Regions from separate parts of the Homo sapiens genome. Here region 2 is linked to region 1. Evidence: read pairs that join two places in POLR2A ChIA-PET (ENCODE). Cell type or tissue: OCI-LY7. All regions are shown on one strand. Links, peaks and the distances in the headings refer to the core of each region. The heading gives the core; the rest is flanking DNA.

Region 1 (8,548 bases), core at 549-8,548:
GCAAATGTGGCGTTCCAAGTACACAGTATGTCCCTCATTTAACCTGAAAAAAAAATATTTTAATAAAAACACGGACACAGCTGAGAAGAAAAGACATTTCAATCAAGATATTTTCTTTTTGGCTTTTCTACAGAGGAAAGCAGTTGTAAGGCATGACCACTACAGTCTAAGCCGACTCTGGCTCCCAGGCAGTCAATCCAGAGCAATGGGAAGCCCAGCCCAGCAGATGGCAGCAGGGAAAGTTAAGCCCTGCTTCTGCTCTTGCATGTCCCTATGTTAAAAGTGGGAGTATATCAGGAATTAAACTTAACACCTAGACTGAACCTAACACTCCTAACGCTGTAATAAGTGTTACAGAATTTTTAAGAACTATCCTTGTTGGCCGGGCATGGTGGCCCACGCCTGTAATCCTAGCACTTTGGGAGGCCGAGGCGGGAGAATTATCTGAGGTCAGGAGTTCAAGACCAGCCTGGCCAACATGGTGAAACCCCGTCTCTACTAAAAATACAAAAATGAGCTGAGCATGGTGGCGTGCACCTGTAGTCCCAGATACTCGGGAGGCTAAGGCACAAGAATTGCTTGAACTGAGAGGCAGAGAGATCACACTACTGCACACCAGCCTGGGCGACAGAGTGAGACTCCATCTCAAAAAAAAAAAAAAAAAAAAAATCCTTGTTGGCTGGGCGTGGCGGCTTATGCCTATAATCTCAGCACTTTGGGAGGCCGAGGTGGGCGGATCACTTGAGCTCAGGAGTTTGAGACCAGTCTGGGCGACATGGTGAAATCCCATCTCTATAAAAAATACAAAAATTAGCCAGGCATAGTGGCATGCGCCTTTAGTCTCAGCCACTTTGGAGGCTGAGGAGGGAGGATTGCAACCCTGGAGTTGCAGTTAGCAGAGATTGCACCACTGCACTACAGCCTGGGCCACAGAGTGAGACCTTGTCTCCAATTAAAAAAAAAAAATAGCTGGGCATGGTGGCTCACACCTGTAATCCTAGCACTTTGGGAGGCCAAGGTGGGTGGATTGCCTGAGCTCAGGAGTTCGAGACCAGCCTGGGCAACACGGTGAAACCCCATCTCTACTAAAATACAAAAAATTAGCTGGGCGTGGTGGCGCATGCCTGTAATCCCAGCTACTCGGGAGGCTGAGACAGAAGAATCACTTGAACCTGGGAGGCAGAGCTTGCAGTGAGCTAGATCGCACCACTGCACTCTAGCCTGAGTGACAGAGTGAGACTCCATGTCAAAAAAAAAAAAAATCCTTGCCTACCTAAGAGATGATAACAAAGAAAAACAAGAGATACACACAAAACAATTCAGAGTGGTAGGAGGCAGGGAAAAAAAAATCAGCAACATGAACCAATAAAGAAATAATAACAAAAATCTTACCAAAAGTGATCCCAAGTTTTGTTGGTCACTAGATTCCCTGTCCAGCTATGAGATATTTCATGTGCAATGACCTAAAGAAAACAGTGTGATTAATAGTAAGACTGATTATCTTAACCTAAAATAACCCATTCTACTGTAAACACTCCATGTTATTCAATTTTTAAAAAATATTAGCTGAGATATTCAGGGAGTTACTCAGTTCAGCAAAATCTTTAATTTAACCAAAGACATACACACACACACAAATATGGCATAAAGTAATTAGAAAACAAAAATTACTTAGAAAATATTAAATAGATATATCACTGCATTAAAAATATTTCATAAATATATGAAGAGATCAAACCATAAAATTTCCTTAAATCTATTACATCTAATTGTTAATAATGTGAGAAGAGTCCCCAAATTGTCCATTATAACCATATCTTTAACATAAAAATACAAGGGATATTTTAAAATCAGTTGACGTAATACTTCTTGAAGGTAAGGCCATAATGAAAAAGTTTAACTTACATTGGAGAGTGACTTGTCGCCTGCCTACAAAAAAAGAAAATTACCTTAGTATTTTAGTAATCGAATTACAGACTATCTAAAAGACTGCCTACCTAAATACTTAGCATACTGGCACTGGTGATCCACTGTATTTCTACTACAGCACTTCAAAGAAGGTAAAAGAGACCTTAATTGAAAAAACAAAAAAAATACAGAACTAAAAATTAGCATCATTCTTTCTTGCCCTAATTCTAGGGAATTTTTGCAATACAATGAAAGCCAGTCTATTTGTGTCTAACTTCCATGAAACATTTCTTCTACTTCCATTTTTATATCTGCTCTTATTTACCCATCACTTTCTTTCTCTCCTATTACCCAAAATATATTTAATAAAACTTTAGAGTGTCCTATGTGTCCTGTGCTGTATTTTATTTATTTTATTGCTAATCCATCACTCATTTTGGTTCTAAGAAGAATTTAAAGTAGCTCACAGGCATATTAAACATAGCAGCGTTCTATGGCCCTAATCCTTTCCTGTACATGGTGTACTGATTTTTTTTTTAATTGTACCTACACACCAAGTGTAATTGGTATAGTCTGATTGTCTGGATACATAATTTATCAATGAATTGTTGTTACACAGCACCCCCATGCCCAACTCCCCAAATACCGTGAACATAATATTCTCCTTCTCCAAATGGCCTGATTATTTTCCTTTCAAAAACAAGATGGAGGCCTGGTGGGGTGGTTCATGCCTGTAATCCCAGCACTTTGGGAGGCCAAGGCAGGTGGATCACGAGGTCAGAGGATCGAGACTACCCTGGCCAATATAGTGAAACCCCATCTCTACTAAAATTACAAAAATTAGCTGGGCATGGTGGTGTGCACCTATAGTCCCAGCTACTCAAGAGGCTGAGGCAGGAGAATCGCTTGAACCCGGGGGCAGAGGTTGCAGTGAGCTGAGATTGTGCCACTGCACTCCAACCTGGGCAACAGAGCAAGCCTGTGTCTCAAAAAACAACAAAAAAAAAATGAGATTGTGATAACCACAATAAACAATAAAATTAGAAACAAAGGTTACACGAACAAGAGAAAAGATTTTTATACATATATACATTATTAGGACTCTAAGGTTCTTTACATATATATACATATTATTAGGACTCCTAAGGTTCTTAAGTTTATTTTTGAAACGTCAATTTCAAATGAAGAAACATTTACACTTACCAGTAGAGTAGGAGTTACAAAAGTAAGGCAAGGATTCTCCATGCCACCATAAGGGAAGGATGGTGGCAGGACCAATAGGTCATACTGTCCCCATACATACGGTCCTCCCAGATCTTCTGCTATTTTAAGCATAGATTCAGTCTGAAAAATCAACATATATATGTCTGTATGCCTTAATTATCACCATTGTACATTTCTTAAAATTGTATATTGCTTTCTATGAAGGTTACAAGTTAATGATTTTTATGTTAAATGAAAATGATAAAAAGAATGTAGCAACTACACATCTACATAAAAGACAATCTGGTTCTTTCCCCGTATCACTTAAAACCATCACATTTCACACTCAAAATCTTCAATCTACTGTCTATCACAATGATTACAAAGGATAACTAAATGACCAACCTCAGAAAACTCATAAGCAGACTTTTCCACCTGCTCTTTCTCAGACCACACCAAAGTTCTTGGGCCAATTTGCCTGCAAGATTAAAAAGCTTAATAAAAAAGAAATTCATGGCAAATGATTCATCTGGTTCTAAAAAGTAGTTAATGTCTTGTAGACAAACCTTTACAGTGAGAGTGCATTTACCATGTGCCTATGGGAAAGGGATGAGGTTACATGGCGTGAGCTGCAAACCTGCTGTTGTATATGCAGCAATAGATATGCAGCTCTCTAAGGAGGTACAGGCTGGGCCAAAGGAAAAAAACCAAGACATAAGGTGTCCCCAATTAGTTTATTGCCTCTTGTAAGACCTCTTGAGGGTCTCATTTCATCCCTCAATTTCACAACTATAGAAACCCAGTCACAACTCATAAGAAACTATTTTTTTTTTTTTTTTTTTTTTTTGAGACGGAGTCTCGCTCTGTCACCCAGGCTGGAGTGCAGTGGCACGATCTTGGCTCACTGCAAGCTCCACCTCCCAGGTTCACACCATTCTCCTGCCTCAGCCTCCCTAGTAGCTGGGACTACAGGTGCCCGCCACCACGCCCAGCTAATTTTTTCTTTTTTTTGTATTTTTAGTAGAGACAGGGTTTCACTGTGTTAGCCAGGATGGTCTCAATTCCCTGACCTCATGATCCGCCTGCCTCGGCCACCCAAATTGCTGGGATTACAGGCGTGAGCCACCACGCCCAGCGTTTTTTTTTTTTTTTTTTTTAAATATACAGGGTCTCATTCTGTTGCCCAGGCTGAGTACAGAGGGGCCATCACAGCTCACTGCAGCCTCCACCTCCTGGGCTCAAGCAATACTCCCACCTCAGCCTTCTGAGTAGCTGGGACTACAGGCATACACTACCATGCCCGATTAATTTTTTATTTTTTTGTAGAGACATGATCTCACTTATGTTGCCCGGCCTGGTCTTGAACTCCTGGGCTCAAGCGATCCTCCCACTTTGGCCTCCCAAAGTGACGGGATTACAGGCATGAGCCACAGAGCCCAGCCTGTAAGACTATTCTAGAACAGGAATGGGTATAAACTTTGTCATGCACTTAAAGGTTGAATACTCTTATATAAGAAGAAACAAATAGAAAATGAAGGAAATCCTGTCAGATGCTATAACGTGGATAAACCTTAAGGGCATTATGACACCTTGAATGAAATAAGCCAGACACAAAGAGATAAAATCATACTGTATGATTCTACTTATGTGAGGTATCTAAAGTAATCAAATTCATAGGAACAGAAAATAGAATGGGTGTTACCAAGGACTGGGCGGTGGGGGAAAGAGGAGCTATTGTTTAATTGGTGCAGAGTTTCAGTTCTGCAAAATGAAAAATTTCTGAAGATCTGTTTCACAACAATGTGGATATACTTAACACTACTGAACCGCACACTTAAAAACAGTTAAGTGTGCTTAAAACTAAGAATGAACAAAAAATTAAGAAGGAAGGGCACTTTATTTGTAAAATATTGATAAAATATCTTACATTTCTGTAATATTTGTAGGCTTCCAAGTTCTTTAATATATTTTATCTCATTTGTTTCACATAACCACCCTATGAGGTAGAAAGTCAGACATTATAATTTCAAGGATAAGGAAACAGAGATTGAGAGTGACTTGTTCAAGCTTACATGAGAATCCAGATCTCTAAAGGTAAGAGCATGCTCATTTTACAATACTTGAAAAAATAAGGGGTAACTGGTCAAGATTTTTAAATGTAAAATTAATTTGTTGCCTACATTTTAGATTTGAATTTTTCTAGAGCTGTCAGCTTGATATCTTGAGAAATATGCAAATGATTGACCAATTAACCTTGAGAGAAGTTCAAGATGCCTAAGTTTTGATCTTTCCACAAACCTGAAAATTTTTCCAAAAGCTCACCTGCTTTCTAAAGCTCCAACAACTAAAGCAATCAGGTAGCAGGGTATTGGAACCTAAAGAGGGCAAACAAACGCACACCACGTGCTTGCATTAGTGTTCACAAATGTTACACAGTAAGACAATTCATATTTAAAAGTAAGTAAATTCCCTTTCAAATCTCCTAATATTAGTAGGGATAACTTTGCTTTTATACTTCTCAAATAGTTCTCATCTTTAACATATAGCTTAAAATTGTGATATAAAACATTGTTCAAAACATCTATTTGCCTTTTATTCTGCTAGGAACAAAAGCTTCTCACACATGAAAAACAAGATCACACATACTATTAAAAGGTGCATTTTGAGCATTTCTCAAAAAGTAACCTACAGGAAGCGCATTTCCCATATGTTTGCCTTTTTCCTCCTGACTTTTAAAAGGTTTTGGTTTTCTTTTTTTATTCCTTTATGTTTCAAAGCACTATTGGCATGTTGTAGAGGCACACAGAGTTACCCGGCAATAAGTAGATGCCAAAGTTATGGGAGCTTGGAACCACAGAAGCTGCAGTGGAAGTCAAATTATCCATTGTGAGGTCAATTAAGAAAACACACACACACACACACACACACACACACACACACTCACGCATGCATACACATTCTGTTCACTGAAGGTCAAAGATACATGTCTAATGACCAGGACTGTAACTGAGTGCTTTTTTGGTCTTGACTCCTCCATTTGTAAACACTCTCAACAGCCACTTGCCCACACTGTAGTACCAGGGCAGGTGAATGCGTAAGAACTCAAAAGAACAGGAAGCCAGCCCCTGAACTGGAGTGAGGGAAAATGAAAACAGGTATGCTCCCTATTCTGTCTCTACAGCAAACCCTCTCTTCAATACAACACTCTGTAAGTAGAACAAAACCCTTTAAAAGCACAAAAGAAAAAAAAATGAAGAAAACAAAAACCAAAAGCTGTTCTCAAAATTCTGAAATATTTCAAAAGTAATTTTGCCCTCTGGATGTGTACAAGCTAACTGTAGTTTACCGCCAATGAAAACAAAAATCTAGACCCTAGGATCTTACTTTTTGGATGAATTTGTATATTTTCCTGCTTGGGTCTTCTGGGTCAGGTGTTTCTCCATCACGAATAGCACTCATAAGTGCCACCAGTTCTTTAGGGACAGACACCTAATCAAGGAGAAAAATCATTTCTAGTCATAAATAAAAGCTTCTATGTGTCTTAAACCATATATGTAAAATAACCTTTTCTTCCCATTCTTGACTATCTAATAAACAGACTATGAACACAAAAAGTATATACATATACAAAAAGTATATATATACACACACATATATATGAACACAACGTGTATAGATGTGTATATATATGCACACATATATATGTGTATATATATAAAACACATATACAAAAAGTATATATATACACATATACATATCAGTTTTGTAAATAAAATTAGCAATATGGGAAACTGGCTTCTTTAAAAGTGAATGTGAAATTTCTATCCATTCACCCATGCACATTAAGAGCAGAGTTTTGGTAGAAACTGGATTAAAATCCCAGCTCTGCCACCTAATAACTAACTGCACAAACTTGGGCAAATAAATATAACCCCCGAGCCTCAGTTTCCCCATCAAGTAAGTGTAAAACTTCAAAGGCTTGCTGCAAGGAATAAATAATATAAGTGAAGAGCCCAGCACCATCCCTGGCAATGGCAGCCACCATCCCTGCTCCCGCTACACTCACAAAACAGATTCAAAAGGACGTTATATACTCACTGTAGGACAGAATGGTTTTGAACAATTTTGTTTTGAAAACACACACTTGGAGTTACAAATAGAGGAACATTTTAAAAGTAGTAACTGTGAAAAACTAAAATTTATTGCTAAAAACTGTCAAATAATTTTCTCTGGAAATCCATACGGAAAAGACCCTTATGCGGCAAACCATATAGTCATTTAACTGTGTATCCTAGCTCCATGATTCTGAAAGTTTGATTTCTGATGAATGCCAGAATAAAGGACTCCCCCAAGTATTAATGATCAAACAAGAATATATTCCAGTAGGGGCTAGACTTTCATGTTCTTCTTGCATGGCTCAGGACCCAAAGCTGTGACTGAGGCAGGCACAGAATTAGAAGTTCCTGAACCAGTGCTACAACAATTGTAGATTCTAAAGCACAAAACTATTCAGGAAATAATTCGGTTCAGCCACCTCCCTTCATTTAGGTGGTGATACGTTATATATATGTGCCAGCTGAGGTTGCGAGGTCATAAAACTTGTTCAAGTGTCACATCATTATTTATTTATTTTTTTAGAAATGGGGTCTCGCTATGTCGCCCAGGCTGGCCTTGAACTTCTGAGTTCAAGTGATCTTCCCACCTCAGCCTCCCAAGTAGTTGGGACTTCACGCAGTTATTAAGTGGTGGAGAAGAGCCAGAGCCCTGGGATTCTTTGCCTCCAAGTATAATATATCACTGCACTATCCTAGATGTAATTTGGTTGTGGGATGATTTGGGAAGCAAGAAGGCCCCATAAATATGGGTTGGTCCTCATTCTATTTGCTTGGTCTAAGTAGGTCTAGCCTCCGGGATAGTGATTATTTAGTAATTACAGTCCGCCTTTTCCAAAAAGGATTAGCAGTACCTACCAAGGGAATAAGTTGGAATTGCATACAGACAAGTCTGGAATATATGCCCACTAGGCTTATATGGCTACAGAATGCATTTATAGAAACTTAAATCATGCAAATGTCAATTTTTAAAAGTTAAGTAAAAATTGTTCCTAAGTTCTTATTTCTAGATCCAGGATTCTGAATTTCTTCTTTTTGTTTGTTTGTTTTTTTGTTTTTTGGGTTTTTTTTTTGAGACGGAGTCTGGCTCTGTCGCCCAGGCTGGAGTGCAGTGGTGCCATCTCAGCTCACTCCAAGCTCTGCCTCCTGGGTTCATGCCATTCTCCTGCCTCAGCCTGCCGAGTAGCTGGGACTACAGGTGCCCGCCACCATGCCCGGCTAATTTTTTGTGTTTTTTTTAGTACAGATGGGGTTTCACCATGTTAGCCAGGATGGTCTCGATCTCCTGACCTCGTGATCCACCCATCTCGGCCTCCCAAAGTGCT
Region 2 (8,271 bases), core at 272-8,271, 390 kb after region 1:
GGGATGGCGCAGACTTTAAGGTCATCTTAGCCAACAGCTGTCCCGATGTCATCAGAACCTGGTTCCTCTCCTTTCAGTTCTGCTTTTGGTGGCCTTGGCTCTCCACCCATTAGGTCAAAAGATGTCTGTAATATTTATAGCTCTAAGCTTCTAGGTTCAAGTCCCAAAGGAAAAAGGGAGTAACATCTTTAGTAGCACAAATATTAGCTTTATTTAGCTCAGCTTAAATCACTGACTGTCACTGTGGCCAAGGCAGATGAGTGATTGGCTAGGGCCTGGACATATGCTTAACCCCAAAGACAGGGTGGAGTCTGCCTCAGCTGAATCACATGTGCTGAGAGTATGGGAAGGGCGGTCCTCCCAAAACAAGAAACAGGTGCTTTTACCATAACTAGGGTGGTGGATGCGGGGCACCCACTTAATTAAAATGCAGGAAGCCAGGGATGAGTGGGCTTTATCACTAGCCAGATTCAGGAAGATTGTCTTTCATCTGGGCTTCTGTCTATGTGCCAACCTCATTCTTTATAAGTTCACTGACAGCTCTGAGATCACACCTTCACAGTTCCTAATCCAAGGGGAAGGAGGTCCATTTAGAAAATTCCAAGGAAAGACTCTGATTGGCCTGCATCATACTAATCAGAAGGGTCCCACCAGACTACATGGAATGGGGAAGACGCAGTTGTCCAAAGGAGTGGAGGGTGCTTCTAGCAGAAGTAACAGGTGTGGGGTGGAATGCACGACGGTCAGAAACCACTGGTGTCCACTATACATGGGTAAATGCCAAGGGCATAATCAGAAATTGAAAATCAGAGAGGGCCGGGCGTAGTGGCTCATGCCTGTAATCCCAGCACTTTGGGAGGCTGAGATGGGCAGATCATTTGAGGTCAGGAGTTCGAAACCAGCCTGGCCAACATGGTGAAACCCTGTCTCTACTAAAAATACAAAAATTAGCCTGGCATGGTGGTGGGCGCCTGTAATCCCAGCTTTTTGGGAGGCTGAGGCAGGAGAATTGCTTGAACCCGGGAGACAGAGGTTGCAGTGAGCTGAGATCACACCACTGCACTCCACCATGGGAGGCAAAGCGAGACTCCGTCTCAAAAAAAAAAAAGAGAAAAAAAGAAAATTAGAGAAAGTATAAATTTTGACAAGTATAGGAGGGCAAAACAAAAAAAGGGACAAGTGAAGGGATAAACAAGTTGATACTGTAGGATACTACTCAGCAATAAAAAGGAATGAATTACTGATACATCCAACAACATGGATGAATCCCAAAATAATTACGCTGAGCGAAAGAAGTCAGACCAAATAAAGAGCACACACTGTATGGTTACATTGTTATAAAACTATAGAAAATGCAAAATATAGTGACAAAAAGCAGATCAGTGGTTGCCTGTGTCTGAAGAAGGGAAGGATTACCAAGGCGCATGACACTTGTGGAGGATGACAAATGTGTTCTCTTTTTTAAATCATTGTGGTGATGGCTTTATGGGTGTACACTTATCAAACTGGACACTTTAAAGATGTGCAGTTTATTGCATGTTAATCTTTCGGTTAAAAACAGAAAGAGAATGGGATCCAAAACACTGTGCTGTTTAATGGCCATTTGAAACCACTGTATTATCTGACCTGTCTGTACAAGCCTGAATTTTTCAAAACACACTGTTAAAAATGTGGGCTTTCTGTAAGTATATCTATATAGAAGTCACATCGCTTAACCCATAGTTGGTTTCTAGCCTCAGGGTCAAAGAAGAGGTTAATATAAGCTATAAGTATACTTTAAAAATACTTCTTTTTTCTTTTTTTTGAGATGGAGTCTTGCTCTGTCGCCAGGCTGGAGTATAGTGGCATGATCTTGGCTCACCACAACCTCCATCTCCGGGGTTCAAGTGATTCTCCTGCTTCAGCCTCCCAATTAGCTGGGATTACAGGCACGTGCCACCACACCCAGCTAATTTTTGTATTTTTAGTAGAGAGGGGGTTTCACCATGTTGGCCAGGATGGTCTCGATCTCTTGACCTCGTGATCTGCCTGCCTTGGCCTCCCAAAGTCTGGAATTATAGGCGTGAGCCACTGCGCGCCCAGCCAAAATATTTTTTTTGACATTTTATCTCTGTAGTGCAAGAGTGTAGCAGTGGGCAACAGTGAGTGAGGCGTGCCTGAAACCTACTTAACTCTATGTAAAATATTGACCTGGTAAATCCAGGATATCCTGTTAAAGCAGACTGTAATATGCAATAAATGTCAGTTCCCTTCTCCCTCTACTTCCTCAATGTGGAAATAATCTGAAAAGTTTGAGATATTGTTCCATCTCATGTGTGTATTTAATGTAAATTTGCCTCTTTTTATATTCCTAGTCTGAACTGTAGATCATCTGTGCAATTAAAGGTGCTTTCCTTCTAGGCAGGGAGAAAATTGCCATTAGGTAGGATATCTTATTTCTTTGGGCACCCTGATACTCAAAGTCATTAGATAAATCACAATTAAAATTGTTTTCTTGAGCTCATAACAATTACTCATCCTTAAATTCTAGTTTGATTGGAAGGCATCAGAAGTGCTGATGCCTTCTGCAAATGCAAAGACATTTCCAAAGACCACTTGTGTTGTTTACAAGATCATTTTCTTATAGTGTTAAGAAAAAACACTTAGTAATGTAATCTGTTTAAAAAGATTTTTGAAGAATCGTGGTGTGTAATGAAAAAATAAAAAATAAGATAAAATAAAATAAAAAGTTATTTTACATGTTGGGATCATTCACATCATTTTAAATGAACCCACTGATAAGGTAGTCAGTGCCTGTCTGTGCATCATGCTTTATTCCTTTACTACTTTCTATCAACTGCTAGGCATGATGGAATAAAATATTTCAGGCCTTTTTTATTTCACATAAATGTTCTAAAAAATTTTAGCATGATGCAGCAGAATATAGAATTCAAAGTGGGACAGGTGTTGTGGTTCATGCCTGTAATCCTAGCACTTTGGGAGGCCAAGGTGGTAGGATCGCTTGAGGCCAGAAGTTCCAGACTACCCTGGGTAACATGCCAAGACCTGGTCTCTAAAAAAGAAAAAAAATTAGCCTGATGCAGTGGCTTGCACCCGTAGTCCCAGCTACTCAGGACATTGAGGCGGGAGGATCACTTGAGCTCAGGAGTTCAAGATTACCATGAGCTATGATTGTGTCACTGCACTCCAGCCTGGACAGCAGAGTGAGATTCTGTCTCTAAAAAAAAAAAAAAAAAATAGTGAAAGGAACCTGAGCCTGGGTTTAGATCTGGGCTCCACCATTAATTGTAAGATATTGAGAAAGATAGTTAATCTTCCTGAGCTTCAGTTCCTTCATATGTAAAATGTTTGTATCTCATAGGGCCTTTCATGAGGATTCAACATGACACCAAATATAAAAGTGCCCACCAATAATTGGCACTTTACAGGCAATGAGTAAACGTTAGTGTTCTTCCTTCCACTCCCGCACACCATGACTGCAAAAGTCATGGAAAAAAATACTTTGAAGAAAATGCATCTAGGAAGGCAGAGTTTATAATGCTCAAAAGAAGTCATCTGTCTTCTATGGAGATGCACTACAATATTTAGCAAAAAGTAAAGCAGAAAAAGAAACATTTTTTGCTTGAAGATTTGCAGCCCCATTTAGGCCAAAAAAAAAAATCTATGTTTATTTCTTAGTGTATTATTCATCATAAGTATTACCTAACATTCGGAATATGAAGGGTCAGTAATAGCTACTGTGAACAAAATACATGTCGTTTGTGATCTGAAAAGATTCTCCTGTAAGGGGACCAAAGCACCTGAACCACAGATTCTTATTTACCTGCTTTCTATAACCTGTATTTACAAGTACAGCTATAAATCTAAATTTATTTTATCGGAGGAACTCAAACAATTTTAGGATTGGAAACTAGAAGTTATCTAACTGTCATATATACTTTTTTTGAGACAGAGTCTTGCTCTGTTGCCCAGGCTGGAGTGCGGTGGTGAATCTCAGCTCACTGCAACCTCCGCCTCCTGTGTTCAAGCTATTCTCCTGCCTCAGCCTCCCAAGTAGCTGAGACCATAGGTGTGCGCCACCAAGCCCAGTTAATTTTTGTATTTTTAGTACAGACAGGGTTTCACCATATTGGCGAGGCCGGTCTCGAACTCCTGACCTCAAGTGATCCACCCCCGGCTTGGCCTCCCCAAGTGCTGGGATTACAGGCATGAGCCACCGCACCCGGCCTCATATATACTTTTCAACTACCATTTCCTTCAAGAATTCCTTCAAACAATTTATATTTCATGTCTACAATGAACCAGGCACTGTAAATAATGGAAACATGACACAGGCAATGTCCCAGTCCTCAAAGGGCTTAGTGTCTATCGGGGTGAAGAAGGTCTGGCCATAACTTAAAAAGAGCTAATAGCCTAAGATAAAAGTTTGAATATGCTGCTCAGTAGAAGAGGGGGACTTCTAGCTGGGAGAAGTGGTAGGAGTAGGAAACCAAAGCAGGTTACATTGCTTAAGAGACAAGTTGATGAGCACTTACTGGTGCCTAATTAGGAATCTAGCATTGAGTGCTATAGAGAATGCAGCAGTACCTTAAGTGGCAATCCTTGGCCTCAATGAATGCATAATATGTAGTTTGACCAAATATCTTAGCACAAAGCAGAATTTGGAAGGAAGTCAACCTATTTCTATTCGTTCTATAGCTTCTGACATATTTACTTCAAATGTTAATTGTTTATTAACAGTAAAACTACATGCAAGGTTTTTTATTTGCTTACCTGAGAAACACTGCCTTTCTTTTTGTATCTGATTCCTGCCTTTTGCTGTTTTGCAAACTGAATATCTCAGCTTTTTCCTGCAGGTCACATACTTCCAAATCAGATTGAGACAAGTCTGTATGGTTCACACAAGTGACACCAAGCTAGCAAAATACAACAGGCTCAAACTATGCTGGAATTGAGCCTGAGGGGGACTGATCAGTTTTATTCAAAACAGAGAATGAACTGGAATGAGAAGAAGCTTTAAGTAGACTTTGAAAAGATGATAGAGGAAGAATGGAAGAAAAAGTCATTAGGTTTTTAAGAACTTTCCACTTTTCCCATATAATATAAAATATTAATTTATCTCTTCCCCTTTTATCTTTTTTTGGTAAACACTTTTAAAATCATACATTAGCAACATCATAAAAAAATTTAGAAATGAAAGAAAATTGCCCATAACTTTACAACTCCAACACAGTAACTTGTATCATTTTGGAGTATTTCTTTTTAGCCTTTATTTCATATTCATATATGCTTTAATAGTATACAGGTAGATTTGTATTATGTTCTTCATTTGTCATTATCGTAAATACTTGTTCCTGTTGCTATAGAGTCTGCATGATTATTCTATTTGTTGGCTGCCTAATACTCTGTGACCTGTGTTTTGTGAACCTTCCCTAACTCCCTGCAAAGTCTTTCCCAAAACGTGCCTAGGAGTCATTGGAGTGAAGGGGTGCCACTCTTGTTTGGGGTCCTGCCCAGTCAGCTACCATATAGATCATTTAATTCCCCTTCTCCATTGCTGGGTACCACAATGTTTTCATGCAAGCGGAGTCTGCACATGCTGCTTTGAATGAAGGGTTTTAATTTTTTTCTTTGGTGTTTGCACACATTGGATTTATTTCAGATTACTCCATTTATGTGAATAAACAAAAACGAGGGAAGAAAATTTTTTCTAAGATTTTTTTTCTATATGAAGGAAGTCAATTTCTAATGCATTAAGATGCAGTGTTTACCAAAATTGGGGATGGGGGGGTGTTTATGTGCATTTTTGTGAGAAATCAGATACAGGGATGGCTGCCTCTGCCACCATTTCCCTGGATACTATTAACTTCCCAGATGGGATGTCCATTTTAGTTTATTCTCCCAAACCACCCACCTTGATTTCACCCACTGCTGCTACAAACTAAAGGATTCCTGCTTACAGTGGGGAAATTGGACTGGGAACTAACAAAGGCCGTTGGGATTCCCAGCAGTAGGTACCTGTTTTTCCTAGACTACCTTTAAATTATACTCATTCATGAAAAGAAAGTTTTTGTCCACATGCTGGGCTTAATATGAATTTTTAAAAAATATTTGCTCCTGGGTTCCAACTCTGACTCTGTCACTTATAACCGTGTATTCCTACTTAGCAAGTCACTTAACTTCTTTGATCTCCATTTTCTCATCTGCAGATTGGGATAATACTTTCTGCTTTGCAAAGTGATTGTAAGGAGGCCAGAGGCAATGCTTATATAGTTCTCAGCATCACAGCACCATATTGATATTGATAGCTAATGTTGTTATTTATTGTTCATATACTAACAGCAGATGTAATTCAAATAGCCTACCCCATCTTCGAAATGGCAGACAGGAAATACCAAGAGTCAAAATCTCAACTCTCTTTTGTTGTTTTGATCGGCAATTAAAAAGAAATTCTTGGCTGGGCACGGTGGCTCACACCTATAATCCCAGCACTTTGGGAGGCTGAGGCGGGCAGATCACCTGAGGTCAGGAGTTCGAAACCAGCCTGGCCAACATAGTGAAACCCCATCTCTACAAAAACTGCAAAAAAAATTAGCCAGGCATGGTGGTGCATGCCTGTAATCCCAGCTATTCGGGAGGCTGAGGCAGGAGAATCCCTTGAACCCGGGAGGTGGAGGTTGCAGTGAACCGAGATTTCACCATTGCACTCCAGCCTGGGTGACAAAAGTGAGACTCTATCTCAAAAAAAAAAAAAAAGAAAGAAAGAAAAAAAGAAATTCTTGAACTCAAAAAAAAAAAAAAAATTCAGGCTATGAAAAGATATTTTATTGAATTAAATGTGAAAATGTATGACTTTTTTATACTTGAAAATTAAAAAAGCTTTAAATTAGCTTCCTGTACCTTTTTCTCTTTAAAGCAATGGGTTTATTTCAACATATAGCCCCAAGAACTCACCAAACTGTAGTATAAAGTATTATATCCAGAGTTCAGACAATGGCAAAGTGACACACCAGGAAAAGCCAGAGTTTGGGTTTTGAGAATAGAGACACACCCAGGTAAAGGCTGGTGTTGGTTATTTCAGATGCTTAAATCTGCTATTGGATTTGTAACTGGGACATCTGTCATTAAAGAAGAAAAACAAGCAGGAACAAGATGCGGTAGGTGGCAGATGGATTTTCCAAGCAGCTGGCAGTTAGCACAGGTTTGGACAGGTTGGAAGTCAAGGTTGAGAAAATCTGATAGTCACACATTTGGAACAAAAGACTTCACTTTCACATAATTTTGTTGTTTGTTTTATTGGTTGTTTTTTTGTTTTGTTTTGGTTTGGTTTGGTTTGATTTGTTCTGGTTCCAAATAACTTTCTTATGTCACTATGGGATGCCCCATTGAGGAAATGTAATGGCTACATATATAGTAGTTCATATAGTACATGTCTCTTACGCCTTAGACATAAGATAACTGGATTCAAATTCCAGTCCTAACACTTACTAGCTGTGTCACCTTAGGCAAATGTTTGATGTTCCAGGGGCTTCACTTATTCACTATAAAATAAAGTCGCCATTTATTTATTGAGACAGGGTCTCCATCTGTCTCCCAGGCTGGAGTGCAATGGCATGATAATAGTTCACTGCAGCCTCTGCCTCCCAGGCTCGAGGTATCCTCTTAACCTCTCAGGTAGCTGGTACAACAGGTGCATGCCATCAAGCCCAGCTAATTTTTGTATTTTTTGTAGAGATGGGGTCTCACTGTTTTGCCCAGGCTGGTCTCAAACTCCTGGACTCAAGCAATCCTCCAGCCTTGGCATCCCAAAGTGCTGGGATTATAGGTGTGAGTCATTGTGCCCAGCCTAAAGTGGGTGTTTAAACGAGCAATTCTTAACCCTGTTTATTGGTGGGAGAGGGTCATTCACCTCTTTTGACCTGATCAAAGATAAGAATCACTTTCTCACAAAAATGCACATAAACATCCCGCCTAATTTTGGCACATATTTTATCTTATTGTATTAGAAATTGACTTCTTCACACAGAAAAAAAATCCTATAAAAAATTTTCTTCTCTCATTCTTGTTTATTCACGTAAATGGAGTAATCTAAAATAAATTCAGTGAGCAAATACAAAAGAAAAAAATTAAAATTCTTCCCCCAAAGCAAATTTCAACATAAAGGCTGCCATTACTTGACTTGAGAAGAAATTACAGCATAGTCTTACATGGTAATATGCTTGTCATTTGTGGTAAGTCTATCAATTTTGATAGCAACAAATGTAAGAAAGC

What was found. ChIA-PET counts read pairs that join two places held together with the same protein. Peaks named below come from ENCODE experiments on the same cell type or tissue, not always from the same donor. Only the 100,000 strongest peaks of a DNase experiment are listed, where the experiment ranks them.
Region 2: POLR2A ChIA-PET joins it to region 1 with 11 read pairs; 3 of 35 experiments call an interaction of 5 or more read pairs at or near these places.

What each region holds. Positions count from the first base shown.
Region 1 is chr12:96,015,652-96,024,199 of GRCh38, forward strand. It overlaps LTA4H (leukotriene A4 hydrolase), which reads right to left. Exons shown (of 19, transcript NM_000895.3): 5 at 6,496-6,600; 6 at 5,434-5,486; 7 at 3,517-3,589; 8 at 3,112-3,252; 9 at 1,906-1,929; 10 at 1,393-1,463; 11 at 1-43. Among named protein-coding and RNA genes, the nearest start is that of LTA4H, 16 kb to the right of the region's middle. RefSeq lists an enhancer at 6,869-7,038. In OCI-LY7, for the core only: no CTCF peak of the experiment used is centred there; DNase peaks (open chromatin) are centred at 4,850 and 6,150; H3K4me3 peaks cover 2,101 bases; H3K27ac peaks cover 2,566 bases.
Region 2 is chr12:96,407,711-96,415,981 of GRCh38, forward strand. No RefSeq gene overlaps it. Among named protein-coding and RNA genes, the nearest start is that of CDK17, 11 kb to the left of the region's middle. RefSeq lists an enhancer at 1-33. In OCI-LY7, for the core only: no CTCF peak of the experiment used is centred there; no DNase peak of the experiment used is centred there; H3K4me3 peaks cover 556 bases; H3K27ac peaks cover 727 bases.